Regions from separate parts of the Homo sapiens genome. Here region 2 is linked to region 1. Evidence: chromatin contacts called from ENCODE Hi-C data. All regions are on one chromosome and are shown on one strand. Each heading gives the region's core, a stretch centred on a gene start or an enhancer-like site at or near the end of the contact. The rest is flanking DNA. Distances are from core to core; before and after follow the strand shown. Region 1 holds the start of DNAJA2 (DnaJ heat shock protein family (Hsp40) member A2). Region 2 overlaps N4BP1 (NEDD4 binding protein 1).

Region 1 (7,149 bases), core at 1,497-3,996:
AACAAGAACAAAAGAGGGAATTTACCCAGCTACTCTTCATTACAATATCAGAAGCTAAAATGGCATCAAGAGAGAATTTTTTCCTCTTGCAAAAAAAAAAACTGAGTAAAACTGAAACAAATAGGAAACTCCAGCCCTTTTAAACTGTTCATGGGCAGAAGGAAAATAAGATAAAACAATATGAAACAAATAAGATAAATTAATATGAAGGTTGCAACAAAGACAGATTTTCAGTTCATATTCTTACGTGGAGCAGGAACTAACAGAGAAATGAGACGAGAGAAAATGATAACTGACAAGCAAGGAGATTTGGGAAGATGAGGTCATGAAAAGGGACGGAGGGGCATTCCCCATAGGTAATGGAAGAAGTCAGGGAATCCCAGTAGAAAAGCCAGAAATTTAAATGAGCAAAGACAACGTAAGCATATGGGCCAAGAACAATAGTTTATACTTAATTTCTTTTAGCTTCTTAGTAATTTTTTAAATTTTAATTATTTATTATTATTTTGAGACAGGGTCTCACTCTGTCACCCAGGCTGGAGTGCAGTGGTGTGATCTTGGCTCACTGCAACCCCCACCTCCTGGGCTCAAGGGATTCTCCCACCTCAGCCTCCCGAGTAGCTGGGACTACAGGCGTGCGCAACCACCCCCAGCTAATTTTTGTGTTTTTAATAGAGACGGGGTCTTGCCATGTTGACCAGGCTGGTCTCGAACTCCTGACCTCAAGTGATCAGGACTTGAGGCAGGAGTGATCCCGCCTCAGCCTCCCAAAGTTCTGGGATTACAGGCCACTGCGCCCAGCCCTAAGTAATAGAAATGTATAACTCTTTTAAACCAATGATATAAAAAATAACAAGCCCCATCTTACACCTGAGGAAACCTCAGAAAAGTTAAGTAACTTGCTGAAGGTCACATTGTTCCTAAATGGCAGAGTCAGACTACCAACCTACACAGTCTAACCTCGCCATAACTTTACACCGTCTCTTACGAACATCTCAAAATGTGAAAAGTAGAGAATTGGATTTTACAGCCGTGCATGAGGATGACGTCAGCATTTACACGGCAATGGCGGTTGGCAGAGGCAGTGGCTCAGGCCTGCAATCCCAGCACTTTGGGAGGCCAAGGTGGGTGGATGATTTGAGATCAGGAGTTCGAGACCAGCCTGGTCAACATGGTGAAGCTCCACCTCTACTAAAAATACAAAAATTAGCCGGGCATGGTGGTGGGCGCCTGTAATCCCAGCTACTCGAGAGGCTGAGGTGGGAGAATCACTTGAAGCCGGGAGGTGGAGGTTGCAGCGAGCTGAGATGGCGCCACTGCACTCCAGCCTGAGCGACATAACGAGACGCTGTTTCAAGTAAAAAAAAAAAAAAAAAAAAAAAAACAAAAGAGTTCGAGATCCTACCACAAAAGGTACAAACGAAGGGTGGTGGGAACTCGAATGAGATAGCAGTGTTCACCAGTGCCCAGTAAAGGAAGACTTCACAGAGGGAGCAGGATTTCAGATGGGATTTGAGGAAAAGGGTTTAAGGACTATTAATGACTTATCACTGATTACTCTTAGGGTTTTCAAGCTAAATTTCAGAGTCCTTGTCATGGAATTCAGGCCCTCCACAACTAGGTCAAAGGGAACGCCAAGGAAGAAACATTATCCTGAGTGAGATGCTTATGCTGAAGTCTTTGCTATCAGTTCAGGTTCCAAGGGATCAGAAAACCTTACTTTTCTGTCTCCATAAACCGTAAATGGGTTGAAGGCAGGCACTTTTGTAACACTCCTCTCCCCGGACCAGGCCTCTGTACATCATAGCACTTGGTAGATGCACAGCATACTTTCTGAGCGAAACTAAAACGAATGTAAATCAAGTCACCTGGTGGCCAGACTTGCCTTACACCATCTAAACCTCTGGTGTTAGCTAATTTTAAAGCTATCAAGTAAGAGGCTTAAACACGTGGTCCAGATGCAACATGTGGACCTTGGTTTGGACCCGGATGCCACAAACCAATTGTAAAAGGACATGAGATCATCTGAAAAACCTAAATATGGACTGGGAATTAGATTAAGGAATTGTTAATTTCATTAGATGAGATTACATCGTTATGCCTTTAAAAGTTGTCTCTTAGATATTAAATATATACACTTAGGGTATTTATGAATGAAACGGTTTCCCTTAAAACACTAGAAATGTATGGTGGAGCCAATGAAACAGGTAAAAGGTAGCTAACTGCACTATGGGGAGTAATATACTGCTTCTGCTAAATGTTTCAGAATTCTCATAATATAAAACACAACATACACACACACGCGCCCCCCAGTTTTTTTCATCGTAAGCCCCGAGGGAGCCAGACCCAGAGGGTCCACCGACGTCCCGGATTCTAATAACGACATCTGCGCGCCAGGCGGGCCTCCTGCGGGAGCCGGGGCCCATTTTCTTTCGAAGCTAACGAAGCTGCTGCGCAGGCCTGTTAATTCCCTCAGCAGCCAGTGCGAGGTTAAACACGCGACCTCGCAACCATGGCTTTTGAGAGGAAGCTGAATTCCTGGGGTGCGCCGTGCACAGTTCTTCATTTCCTACGTTGGCCCTGCCCAGCCGCCTGGACCTGGAGGAAAACAGAGAACCTGGCCCACTCTTCAATACTTCGACCCCAGTGGCCGCGCCTCGGGCGCTCGGGGGCGGGCTCTGCACAGCGACGTCACGGCGCACCGTGCGCTGGGTCAAAGTTCAGCCCCGCCCCCGCTTCCCCCTCGCTGTCTCCCTCGGCCTGTGCCGCCGCCGACGCCGCTTGTGGGCCCGACTCCGCTCTGTCTGCTTCGCCACCTTCTCCCCGAGCACTGCCCGGCCGGCCGCCATGGCTAACGTGGCTGACACGAAGCTGTACGACATCCTGGGCGTCCCGCCCGGCGCCAGCGAGAACGAGCTGAAGAAGGTATCTGGGAGCGGGCCGGGCGGGTGTGAGGGGCGCGGGGCCTGCGCGGCCAGGGATGTCTTCTTCAGCCAGGCCGCGCTACTGGGCTGCCCGCGAGCCGGCGCCGGCCGTGACTGGCCCGGGCTGGGAGTCGGCGGCGGCGGCGGGACCGGCCTCGCCGCGAGCCGCGCACTCCGGCCTCGGCTGACCTTGGGGCCGCCGGCCCCGCCCGCCCGCAGATGCAGCAAATAAAACTCACTCCTGCGCAAACACGATGGGAGCCCTTCCTTCCTCCCTCCTTGAACGAGCGCCGGGGGCTGGTATCCCCCGGGAGGCAGCAGCTCGCCCGGTCCTTCGCGTCGAGGTCACCACCCCGGAAAAACAGGTTGGACCGAGGTGCTCAGCGCATCCCGGCCCCGAGAGAGAAGCTGTCCGCCCCGCGGCCGTCGGCCCCGGGTCTGGTGCTCCGCGGGGAGGAACGGCGGGGAGGTCGAGGCCGCCCCCACAGAGCGCCTCGGGCGGATGGGGTTGTTTCCTGGGTTCCGCGGCCGCCGGCTGCGGGAGCTCCTCCCTCTCTGCGTCCCTCGCCCATTGACCCGGAGGTAGCTGGGTCTGTGTTTGGATGCATTGTTCTTTGGGCAGGTAATGCTAATGTCCTGTACCTGCTTAGGAATAAGCCGTGGTCCCAGCCAAACGCCTGAGTGTACAGTAAACATAAATAGAAGGCCTTATTATTGCTATTTGCAATGCTGCGATATCTTTCATCTCAGGATTTCAAAGCACACGAGGCATTTAAGCCCCACAGCATCCTCACCAGGCTAAGAGCATCCAGATTTGTAAGCCGAGAAAAATGAGAATGCTCCTTAGGCAGTGAGAAGAGTACAGTGGACTTCCTGTTACCTTACCGGAAATGCTAGTCTGTATTATATAATTCACGAGCCTCCGTGAATGAAGATTTAAGTGCTTTAGGACCCAAACACCTCGTTGAGAGTGTGTGCAACTTCTCTACCACCGAAGTTGCCACCACGACCCCAGTTAACCACCACGTGCAAATAAAACACCAAAAGACGCTAACTAGGACCACCTTTACTTTTTCATGATGTTACAGTTAGAAGGAAGGCGTGAGCCATCGGGAGCAGGAATTGTGACTTTAGCTTGATTTATAGTAATGTTTTGCAGTCCGCAAAGCTTAACAGTCATTTATCTCGAATTTATTAGGGTCGTCTTGGTCTGGTTACTTGGCCATCAAAGACACTTGACAATAGGGAAAATATGGATAATGTTTGAACGTTTTGTTTTTCCCTGTGGCATTGCTTCATTGTTTTATCTGGTTTTCACGTCACTGTAACCTGTTTTCAAGTATAGCTGCTGTCTACTTGGTTATATTACATTAGTAAACAGTATCGCGAGAAAGTGCCGAAGAATCCCTACGAATAGAAAATATTTTTGAAAGGTTATAACTCTAGAACATTACTTCTCAGAAAAGTGGATATTAAGTTATTACAAAACTTTTAACTGGTGTTTAGTTATAACCTTTTTTGTTTTTATCCATTTTCAAAGGCATACAGAAAGTTAGCCAAGGAATATCATCCTGATAAGAATCCAAATGCAGGAGACAAAGTAAGTTATTTGCACCTTTTTTATTCCGGGGGTTTTAGCTTTAACTTAAATTGCCCTCCTTGAAAAAGAGGAATGTTGCAGGAAAAAAATCCAACTATGCCCACACAGCCACATTTTCATAATGTCAAGAGTATTTTAGTTTTAGAATAAGAGTACTACCATTCTGAGGAGCGGTGGGTGGTAAATAGAACCAGAATCAAGTCAAAGGTAACTTGTCCCTTTTTTTTTTTTTTTAGAATTAAATGGATTCTGGATTCCTGTAGCTTCTCCCCACTCTTCTACTTGAAAATGCAATTATTTTTATTTTTACCTTTTCTTTATAGTTTAAAGAAATAAGTTTTGCATATGAAGTACTATCAAATCCTGAGAAGCGTGAGTTATATGACAGATACGGAGAGCAAGGTCTTCGGGAAGGCAGCGGCGGAGGTGGTGGCATGGATGATATTTTCTCTCACATTTTTGGTGGGGGATTGTTCGGCTTCATGGGCAATCAGAGTAGAAGTCGAAATGGCAGAAGAAGAGGAGAGGACATGATGCATCCACTCAAGTGAATATCTTGTTTTGTTGTTTTAAAAAATTAAGTACTTTTTGTCAAGTGGGATAATGACTCAGTAGATGAAAAATCTCATAGAGTGTTCTGTCCTTCATTAGAAAAACTTCCATTTGCCTTGTCTTCTTTTGGTGACTAAATTGAATTTGATTATCTGAATGTTTCTATTTCGCTGTAGCTCTTAAAAGGACAGTCGATATTTTTTAATGAGAGGAAGGTGGTTTTATATGGTTCTGAGGCTGCTTGTTATTATAGGACTTAAAATTTCAACTGTGAAGATCATTTTCTCTCTCTCTCTTTTTTTTTTTTTGAGACCGAGTTTCGCTCTTGTCCAGGATGGAGTGCAGTGGCACAATCTCAGCTCACTGCAACCTCTGCCTCCTGGGTTCAAGCGATTCTCCTGCCTCAGCCTCCCAAGTAGCTGGGATTACAGGCATATGCCAACACACCCGGCTAATTTTGTATTTTTAGAAGAGATGGGGTTTCTCCATGTTGGTCATGCTGGTCTCGAACTCCCAACCTCAGGTGATCTGCCTGCCTCGGCCTCCCAAAGTGCTGGGATTACAGGCGTGAGCCACTGTGCCCGACCTTTTTTTTTTTTTTTTTTTTTTTTTTGAAATGGAGTCCCTGTCGCCCGGGTTGGAGTGCAGTGGCACCATCTAGGCTCACTGCATCCCCCTCCTCTCAGGTTCAAGAAGTTCTCCTGCCTCAGCCCCCCAAGTAGCTGGGATTACAGGCACCCGCACCATGCCCGGCTAATTTTTGTATTTTTTAGTAGAGACAGGGTTTCGCCATGTTGGCCAAGCTGGTCTTGAACTCAAGTGATCTTCCTGCCTCATCCTCCCAAAGTGCTGGGATTACAGGCATAAGCCACTGCGCCCAGCCTATTTTCTTTGAAGTATATGAATCTTCCAAGTTACCTTTTATTTAAAAACTAAAAATGAGTGACTGTCTGCCTACTTTGTGTACATGTTAGAGTCACTCATTACTTGATCCTCAGTGTGAACTCTTCTGAGTTGGTTTCCATGGAGCTTGCTGGCTTCCAGCCTGACCTTAACCTGCCAACACATGAATGGTGCCTGACCTTGGTCTTAGACTGTGAATCCACAAGCCCTCTCCAGTATGAAAATAGCTGTTTCACTTTGCAAAATCTGGGAGGTCTTTTTTCCCATTCTTTTTTTCATGGACCAATAAATGATTTTATTAGCAAATGTCAGTGGCCGAAGTTCAGGTACTTATTTAAAATATTTCATAATATCCTAGTTTATACACTTGAGTAAATTAGAGGAAGTCATGTTATCTGTTAACTTTGAGTCTCATTGAATCCTTAAATTTGTTTTTTAAAAGAATTTACCCTCAGAAATTAACATTTGGATACCATTCCAATGGTAATATTTGTGCAGTGCAGGTTAATTCGTTTATATTTTTCTTTAATATAGAAATGGTCTAAAAAGAAAATAGGGTCAAAAGAGTGCTGTCTGTACTTTATAGTTCTTCATGTTTAAAAAAAAGTTATGCTATATAGTGAAAGTTTTCTGCTGTTTTAACATTTCAGATTTTCCTGTTATTACAAATACTATGTTTATAATACTGCATTCTATGATTTATTTACCTTTTATATAGGGTATTCCCAGGTTTTTTCTCTGTAATAGATACTGCTGCTATGAGTATCTTTATGTAGAGCTTTGTTTCTCCTTGGCAGAGATTCCCAGGCAGGCATGAGTGTTTTGAGGCTGATAAATACAACTAAATTGCCTTGCAGAGGGATTGTGCCAGTTTAGGCCCCACTAGTGGAGAGTGCCAGCCTTGCCAAACCATTACCTGCATTTTTCCTTCCTTGGCCTTCTTTGTTGAGATGTGTATTTTTCTCTGGCTTAGGATACTGGTTGTGCATACCAATTGTAATTTAATATGTAGGGGAAGAAAGCCGATTTTCTTTAAATGATTTGTTATGCAGAGTATACAAGATGCAACAAGCGTTTTGGTCTAAAGCTCAGCTGTTGATAGGTCATTATTTGACAGTGTTGTTGGTAATGTTTTGTCCATACGTGTGGTATTCTTATCCTGCCTACAAC
Region 2 (7,149 bases), core at 2,375-4,874, 1.6 Mb before region 1:
CTCACACAAGGTGAGGAGAATCTCTTTGAAACAGGAGATGATGAGGTTATTGAAATGAGAGATTCTCAACAAACAGAGTTTACACAGAATGCTGCCACAGGGCTGAATATTTCTAGAGATGAAACTGTTTTGCAGGAAGAGGCAAGAAATAAAGCTGGGACTCCTGTTTCTGAGCTTACAAAACAAATGGACACAGTCCTTTCTAGCTCACCAGATGTGCTTTTTGATCCAATAAATGGTCTAACCCCAGATGAAGAGGCACTTTCCAATGAGAGAATTTGTCAGAAAAGGAGATTTTCTGATTCTGAAGAAAGGCATACGAAGAAGCAGTTTTCTTTGGAAAATGTTCAGGAGGGGGAGATTTTACACGATGCTAAGACATTGGCTGGAAATGTAATAGCTGACCTATCTGATTCTTCTGCTGATTCTGAAAATTTAAGTCCAGATATAAAAGAAACTACTGAGGAAATGGAATACAACATCCTCGTAAACTTTTTTAAAACCATGGGCTACTCCCAAGAAATTGTTGAAAAGGTCATTAAGGTGTATGGACCATCTACTGAACCATTATTGCTCTTAGAGGAAATTGAAAAAGAAAATAAAAGATTCCAAGAAGACAGAGAATTTTCAGCTGGTACAGTGTATCCAGAGACCAACAAAACCAAAAATAAAGGTGTTTATAGCAGCACAAATGAGCTTACAACTGATTCCACTCCAAAGAAAACACAGGCTCACACACAGCAAAATATGGTAGAAAAATTTTCTCAGTTACCATTCAAAGTGGAAGCTAAACCATGTACCTCAAATTGTAGAATTAATACTTTCAGAACAGTGCCAATAGAACAGAAACATGAAGTCTGGGGTTCAAACCAGAACTACATTTGTAACACAGACCCTGAAACTGATGGCCTTTCACCTTCTGTTGCCTCTCCAAGTCCCAAAGAAGTCAATTTTGTTTCAAGGGGAGCTTCAAGTCACCAGCCCAGAGTTCCACTTTTTCCTGAAAATGGTTTACACCAGCAGCCAGAACCCTTGCTTCCAAATAATATGAAATCTGCCTGTGAAAAACGTTTAGGATGTTGTAGTTCTCCTCATTCTAAGCCAAATTGCTCAACCCTTTCTCCACCAATGCCACTGCCCCAGCTGTTACCTTCGGTTACTGATGCAAGGTCGGCAGGACCTTCTGATCATATTGATTCCTCAGTTACTGGGGTTCAAAGGTTTCGAGATACTCTAAAAATACCCTACAAGCTGGAATTAAAAAATGAACCAGGGAGAACGGATTTGAAACACATTGTTATAGATGGGAGCAATGTTGCAATTACGTAAGTCCATTCTCTGCAGATTATTTTATTTTAAATAGGGCTCTAAATGGTGTCTCAGAATCACATGTATATGGGAACTATACATACATGTTGTATATAGTTGATCTGTAGCCTTAGGGTCGGATGGTGGAGGGGAATGGGAACCAACTGGTTGGAAAGGTTTTGTCAGTCCATCTTCTGGATTCATGAACTTTACTTCACCCTGCTGAACTTAATTTCTAAGGGCAAGAGAGGATAGAAAATTATCTTTTCACGTTGCATTGCTCAGTGATATGTAGTATAGTGACTTTTAAGTCATTAAATTCTTAATATTGTGAGTACCATTATGTTCTAATCTAAATAAGAGAACACAGCTTAAAGCAAAAGGATTTTTTTTTATCTTATTATGCTGGAGTATGCCTGATCTCTAGCCAAGAGTGTGCAGTGGTAACAGGTGTGATGTATTTCTGTGGATAGAGCAATGGCAATTTCCTTTCAAAAGTAGTCACTTTGAGCTTCACTGTGGGCCTCTGCTCTTACTAAAAGTTTATAATATTTGTTTTTAGTAAAAGACATCATTTAATGAACCTGTTGTTTCTAGTTAGCCTGTCTTGGAACTCCTCTTAGTTGAAAATCCTCTGATTTGAAACCTGTACGCTTGGGTTTTTTTTCTAAGGGGCAGTTTAAGATCGTGGCTAAGGAGAGTGTGAGGGTCAAGAGCCTCCCTGCACTGTGGACCAGCTGTTTGATTTGGGGCAGGTCACTTAACTGTTCGGAGTTTCAGTTGCTGCAATCTGTTGCCTTCTGACCTGTCCTTAAGGACATCTTTACCATATCATTTCAACAACTATGTAAAGTCTGCCTTCAGTTTTCAAAACCAGTCACCCCATTGTTAAAAGAAAAACTTAGGGCAAATTACATTTAGCAGAGTTGATCTGCACGAACAATGATTTACGAATCTGGCAGCACCCTGAACCAGGAGAGGTTCAGAGAGCTTCACCCAGCAATGAGGGCTGGCAGTATTTATAGGCAGAAAAGGGAATTGCCCTGCAGAAACAGCTTGATTACCTACGGGTTGGCATTTGCCTTATCCAGGCATCCTGTGATGAGGCATTTGCCTTATGTAGAAGTGGTCTGAACAATTGGCAGCCTGTGATTGGCTGAAGCTTGGCTGCTGTGATTGGCTGAGACTCAGCCATTTTTTTTTACAAGAATACTCTTAGGTTGCCATTTGTTCACATACTAAGGTTGCAGGTCACTATGTATGGAGGCACCTTTAGGCCAAATTTAATTTAATTTAACACCATTGATTTTTGAAGAAATATTCAAGGTCTGGCATTTTAAGTAGCCGCAATTCAAGAAACAGGACACCTGGACATGGAATGAGAGAGAAGTTGCCAAATCTTAAAAATACTTTTCTGAATTGCTGAATGTTTGTGTAACTTCTTTTTTAGGAGTTCTGAAAGATCAGTAAATGCCCTGAGTTTTTAAGAATACCTATTAGGATTGAAAAATAAATGTTATTTTTGAAATATATGTTTATAGTATATTTGTAATTTTTTGTTTTGTAAATTTTTTATTAGGATTTTCAAATACATAAGATAAGATAATGAATTCCCAGGGGTTCATCACCCACCTTCAACAATTACCAGCTCGTGATCAGTCTTGTTTCATCCTAGCCCTTACTTCTTCTTTCCACCCCTATTATTTTGAAGGAAATCTCAGATATATGGTCATAAATATTTTAATATGTATTTTTTAAAATATAAGGATTCTTCTGCTTTTTATTATTTGAATGAATTATCGAAGCTGTGTTTTGCTGTCAAAAAGAAAATGTCATCATTTCAGATGTTAAAGTTTGAAGACAGGCAGCAAAAATATGCAATATGCTTATCTTCATTTCCAAATAATACTGTTTATTGTCATTTCACTTTGGTTTTTTTGGCAGCCCTGTTAGGGGAAACCCAGCAAATGATCCGCAGCTGCATAGCGATATCTAAGCAAAAATGTCACTTCAGTCACCCACACCCCAAGCCCGGAACAAGTTCTTCATTGTTACGATTTCTTGAGCCAACTCGTGACACAAAATTTAGGTCACAATTGTGAGCAATTCTCATCCTCTTTCACTTTTCTATATGTGGAAGGATTTTCCAAATAAGAAATGCAAGGTTAACGTAGAATGAGCAGCGATCCTGATGCTTTTTATAAACCTTTTGGGGTAGTTAACAGGCATATTTCTCAGCAGGGTCACTGTTGGAATTTAGAGTGGTGCTGCCTATCCGTGACAGGATGTTTTGCAAATCTAGTCCCTCCCACTTTGCTTATAATATCCTTCCCCAGTCGTTGTGACACCTCAAACACACTCCTACATATTTCCTAATGCCCTGAGTACAGTATCATCTCTTTTGAAAACCACCAATTATTACACTAAGGGAAAGCTGCAAGCTTTCTTTTTTTATTTCTTCTTTTTTTTTTTTTTTTGGAAAACTGATTGTTTTGGGAGGATTTACATTTTCTTTGGATTCACAGATGTCTCTGTTTAAAGGCAATACTTTTACAAGAGAATGTGTTACTTTAAGAAGACAGACTTGTACTTAATTTGATGTAAATTGATCTGAAAATATCAGTAATTAAGATTTACCCATATTCTAGGAAGAAACTGCGTAATGGGTATAGAGTTTTATTTTGGAGTGACAAACATTTTGGAACTAGATGTAAGTGGTGGTTGCACGGCATTGCGAACGTAGTAAATGCCATTGAATTGATTATTTTAGTCGTGTGAATTTTACCTCAATTTTTTTTGGAAGTTGGAAAAAAATCAGCCCTTATTTTAAATCAGTTGCTTCAATGTTAAGTGTGAATAAACTTTGACTAGATTCCATGAAGAAACTGATTTGTGTTTCTTCTGTTCAGTGAACTACCTCTAATACCCATAGTCCCTGACACATAGTAGGAGCTCAGTAAAAACTTGTTGATGAATTAAAGGCAAATTAGAATTTTTCTTTTTTTAAGAGGTAAAGTCTCACTATTTTGCCCAGGCTGGACTCAAACTTTTGGGCTCAGGCAATCTTTCCTAGTAGCTGAGGCTATAGGCATGCCTTACCATGCCCAGTTTAGGATTTTTTTAGTGGCTTTTTACTACCTATTTGTAACTTCATGGTTACTATTCCAGTGGCCAGTTTAGATTTTTAACTGAGGCCATATATTTAATGCAACAAATATTTGAGATTTTAAAGCCGAATCACCCATTATTATGTGTCAGGCACTGTATTTTTAAAAATGCAACCTTCACACCAATTGTGAGTCAAAAGTTATAATTTATACAACATGAAGTGGCTTAAAAATGTTTTCCAGGGTTACATGGATAGAGATTTGGGCCCATAATGTCTTTCCCCAGAGCTGCTGTATACCCTCTCTCCTCCAGCAGAAGTTAAGGTTGGAATTTTCAGGCCAACGCATCATTGGATACTTAAGTCTTGGGTTGCATAGCACTGCTGACTAAAGCTCACTGATTTGACCCAAGTAGTTGGGGAAGTACTTATTTGGTCCTTAAGCAATAGGATCTGTTGGTGTGAGCCCCACCCTAAAGCAGCCTAGGCCCACCCTTCGATGTATTTTTGTAAAGCCTTTGTTCATTTGCCTATCCAGAATGAGGTCTGCAGCCCATACCACCATGAAAACCTCCACAGTACCCTGTTTAATGCTGCCAATTTTGTATACCTTGTTCTTGCCCCCTTGTCACCATGAATGAGTCAAATGATGAGTAAGTGGAAATTGTTTGTGGTGTATGGCTAGACAGCACAGTAGTGGCCAAGAAACATTTGGGCTCTGTCAGCCTGAAACTTCAGCATGAGAGCCCCTGACATATGGGGTGATAGTTTTCCATGTAGATGGGGTTTGCCCCTTCCCTTGCCAGAATTAAGTATTTTAGCCATTTTTTTTTCCATACTAGTCTTTTCCATATTAGGGTTCCATAAAAAGAAATCGCTTTTTCCTGGGTAACTCAGAAAGGACTTTCCATTGTCCCCACACTGCCCTGTCTGGTGCTATGGCTGCCATGAGTTTTTATCAGCTGTGTGTCACCCATCTCTCCTCCACTTTGGACACTTTCTTTTAGTTGCCAGCATTCTATAATATGGCAAACAACCAGATGATATAACCTTTAACCAATTATATGGAAGCAGGCATTTAAATGTCTTGAGGGCCTGGACACCTGGCCTCCCAGACTTGATAACTGTTCATTCTGCATTTGGAACTGGGAGCCCCAGAGCTTTGGCCTTCCCATAAGTAGCAAGGTGTTATTATATATATACTTTGGGTCGAAATAGACCTTTGGTCTGGGTTTACCTGTCAACATGCTACTCTGGTTTGATTGCAGAGAGGCTAGGAGACAGTGATGAGTAAGCACATGTCTGCCTGCTCAGGGTATAGGACTTGAAGTAGGAAGAAGGGTCCTTAATCGACCCTCTGTATTATTTTGAGGACAATAATTTGGCTTCACTTAATTTTTTGTCATTGTAGTTTTATTTTTTGGGTAAATTTGTATGTTCTCCACCAGAATTTTGAACCTCTATTTTAATTCCATTCCTGAGATTTTTTTAGAGTATCAAAAGTGATATGATCTTATTACTGAGAATAACACTTTGGAATTTAGTTGAGAGCTGATGTTTCTAGAACCTCCATCTGTTCCCCCTCTAGACTTGTAAGGAGTCCAGGGCAGCAGAATTCATCGGTCTGCATTTCCTTCCTTGTTACATAGTGACCCAGTGGAATTGAACTGGGTACTCCTCCTCTATCCAGTTCCTCCTCTTGCCATCACTAGAAGCTTTAAGGAAAAGAGGGAGAGTAGGTAGCACACATTTGTATCTGTCAAAGTAATCAGGGAGCCACCTTAAAAACCTTTTCAGTGCAGTTATCTCAAGGGTTATCCTTTTGAGGACTAAATATACATATTTCTTGGTTTTTCTAAGAACCAGCAGGTTGTTCTGTTGTGGATTTTCAAATTAGGGCTGTGGTTGATGTTAACTCTGGGCATGTCCCTGCTGTTAAGCAATTAGAGTGATGGATGATTTATTGTTTTTGGAAGATTAAAAGAGGCCCCCTTTAAAGAACCACCCCCAGTCTTTTTTCTAGTTAAAAATGTCACTTTGTTACCTTCTTGCCATATTTGAATGCCTTTAGATAAACAAAGCACTCCTGAATTATCAAGATTGCGTGTGTTTATTTACATATATTTTCTGGGGTAAGAGCCTCTGAAATATCTTATTTATGGTTCACTGAAAAAGAAATAGCCTTTAAAAAGAGGAGTCTGTGCGTAGCTCTTGTGAATCTCACAGAGCATTAGATGTTCGTGAAGTGTCCAGCCTCTTCCTGCTCTCAAGGAACGCACATGCAGGTGGGGTGACAGTCCCACTGTGGGGTCGTGGAAAGGGCAGGCGTGAGGAAGCCGGAGTATGATCCAGCTCATCCCCCTGGCTCTGCAACCCAGGCAGGCTGCTCTTTCCCTAGTGACTCCTTTTTCTAACAGGCATAATGCCATTCTATCTCTGTGATTCTCGTGCACCATACAGGATTGGAACTCAGAAGAGGAAGGAGGCTGAGAGAGGCCCTGTGTCTAGAAATAACTTCATAGAAGAAGACGGGCCAGAATTCAGCCCATTCAGTCCTGAGGGCATTTGAAGAAGGAGCAAGGAAAGGTGCAAGAGCATCACACATATAGAAAGCAACATAAGGAAAGGCTCAGAGACCGGGAGGGGTGAGATAGCAAGACCTGGCCAAAACCAAGAGGGTTGTCTCATGGTAGTGGGAGGGTCACTTGGCCAGATCCTTTCTGACGAGTCAGACG

Evidence for each region. Hi-C counts contacts between places; a loop is a spot of excess contacts on that map. Pooled maps may share reads with other maps.
Region 2: a loop to region 1 is called in a pooled map, with 3 times the contacts of the local background. The contact joins the enhancer-like site here to the promoter of DNAJA2 in region 1. A Hi-C loop is called at or near these places in 4 of 50 pooled maps.

Annotation. Positions count from the first base shown.
Region 1 is chr16:46,969,271-46,976,419 of GRCh38, reverse strand. It overlaps DNAJA2 (DnaJ heat shock protein family (Hsp40) member A2), which reads left to right and starts at 2,746. Exons shown (of 9, transcript NM_005880.4): 1 at 2,746-2,925; 2 at 4,465-4,524; 3 at 4,848-5,071. The coding sequence starts at 2,848. It overlaps DNAJA2-DT (DNAJA2 divergent transcript), which reads right to left and starts at 2,648. Exons shown (of 2, transcript NR_186372.1): 1 at 2,295-2,648. RefSeq lists enhancers at 2,335-2,424, 2,485-2,554 and silencers at 2,985-3,034, 3,065-3,144, 3,295-3,344, 3,375-3,444, 3,795-3,874.
Region 2 is chr16:48,554,930-48,562,078 of GRCh38, reverse strand. N4BP1 (NEDD4 binding protein 1) reads left to right here. Exons shown (of 7, transcript NM_153029.4): 2 at 1-1,325. Among named protein-coding and RNA genes, the nearest start is that of N4BP1, 52 kb to the left of the region's middle. RefSeq lists a silencer at 4,667-4,961. Within about 2 kb of position 3,624, at least 6 of the 41 ENCODE cell types and tissues checked have a DNase peak (open chromatin) inside an H3K27ac peak, as active enhancers do.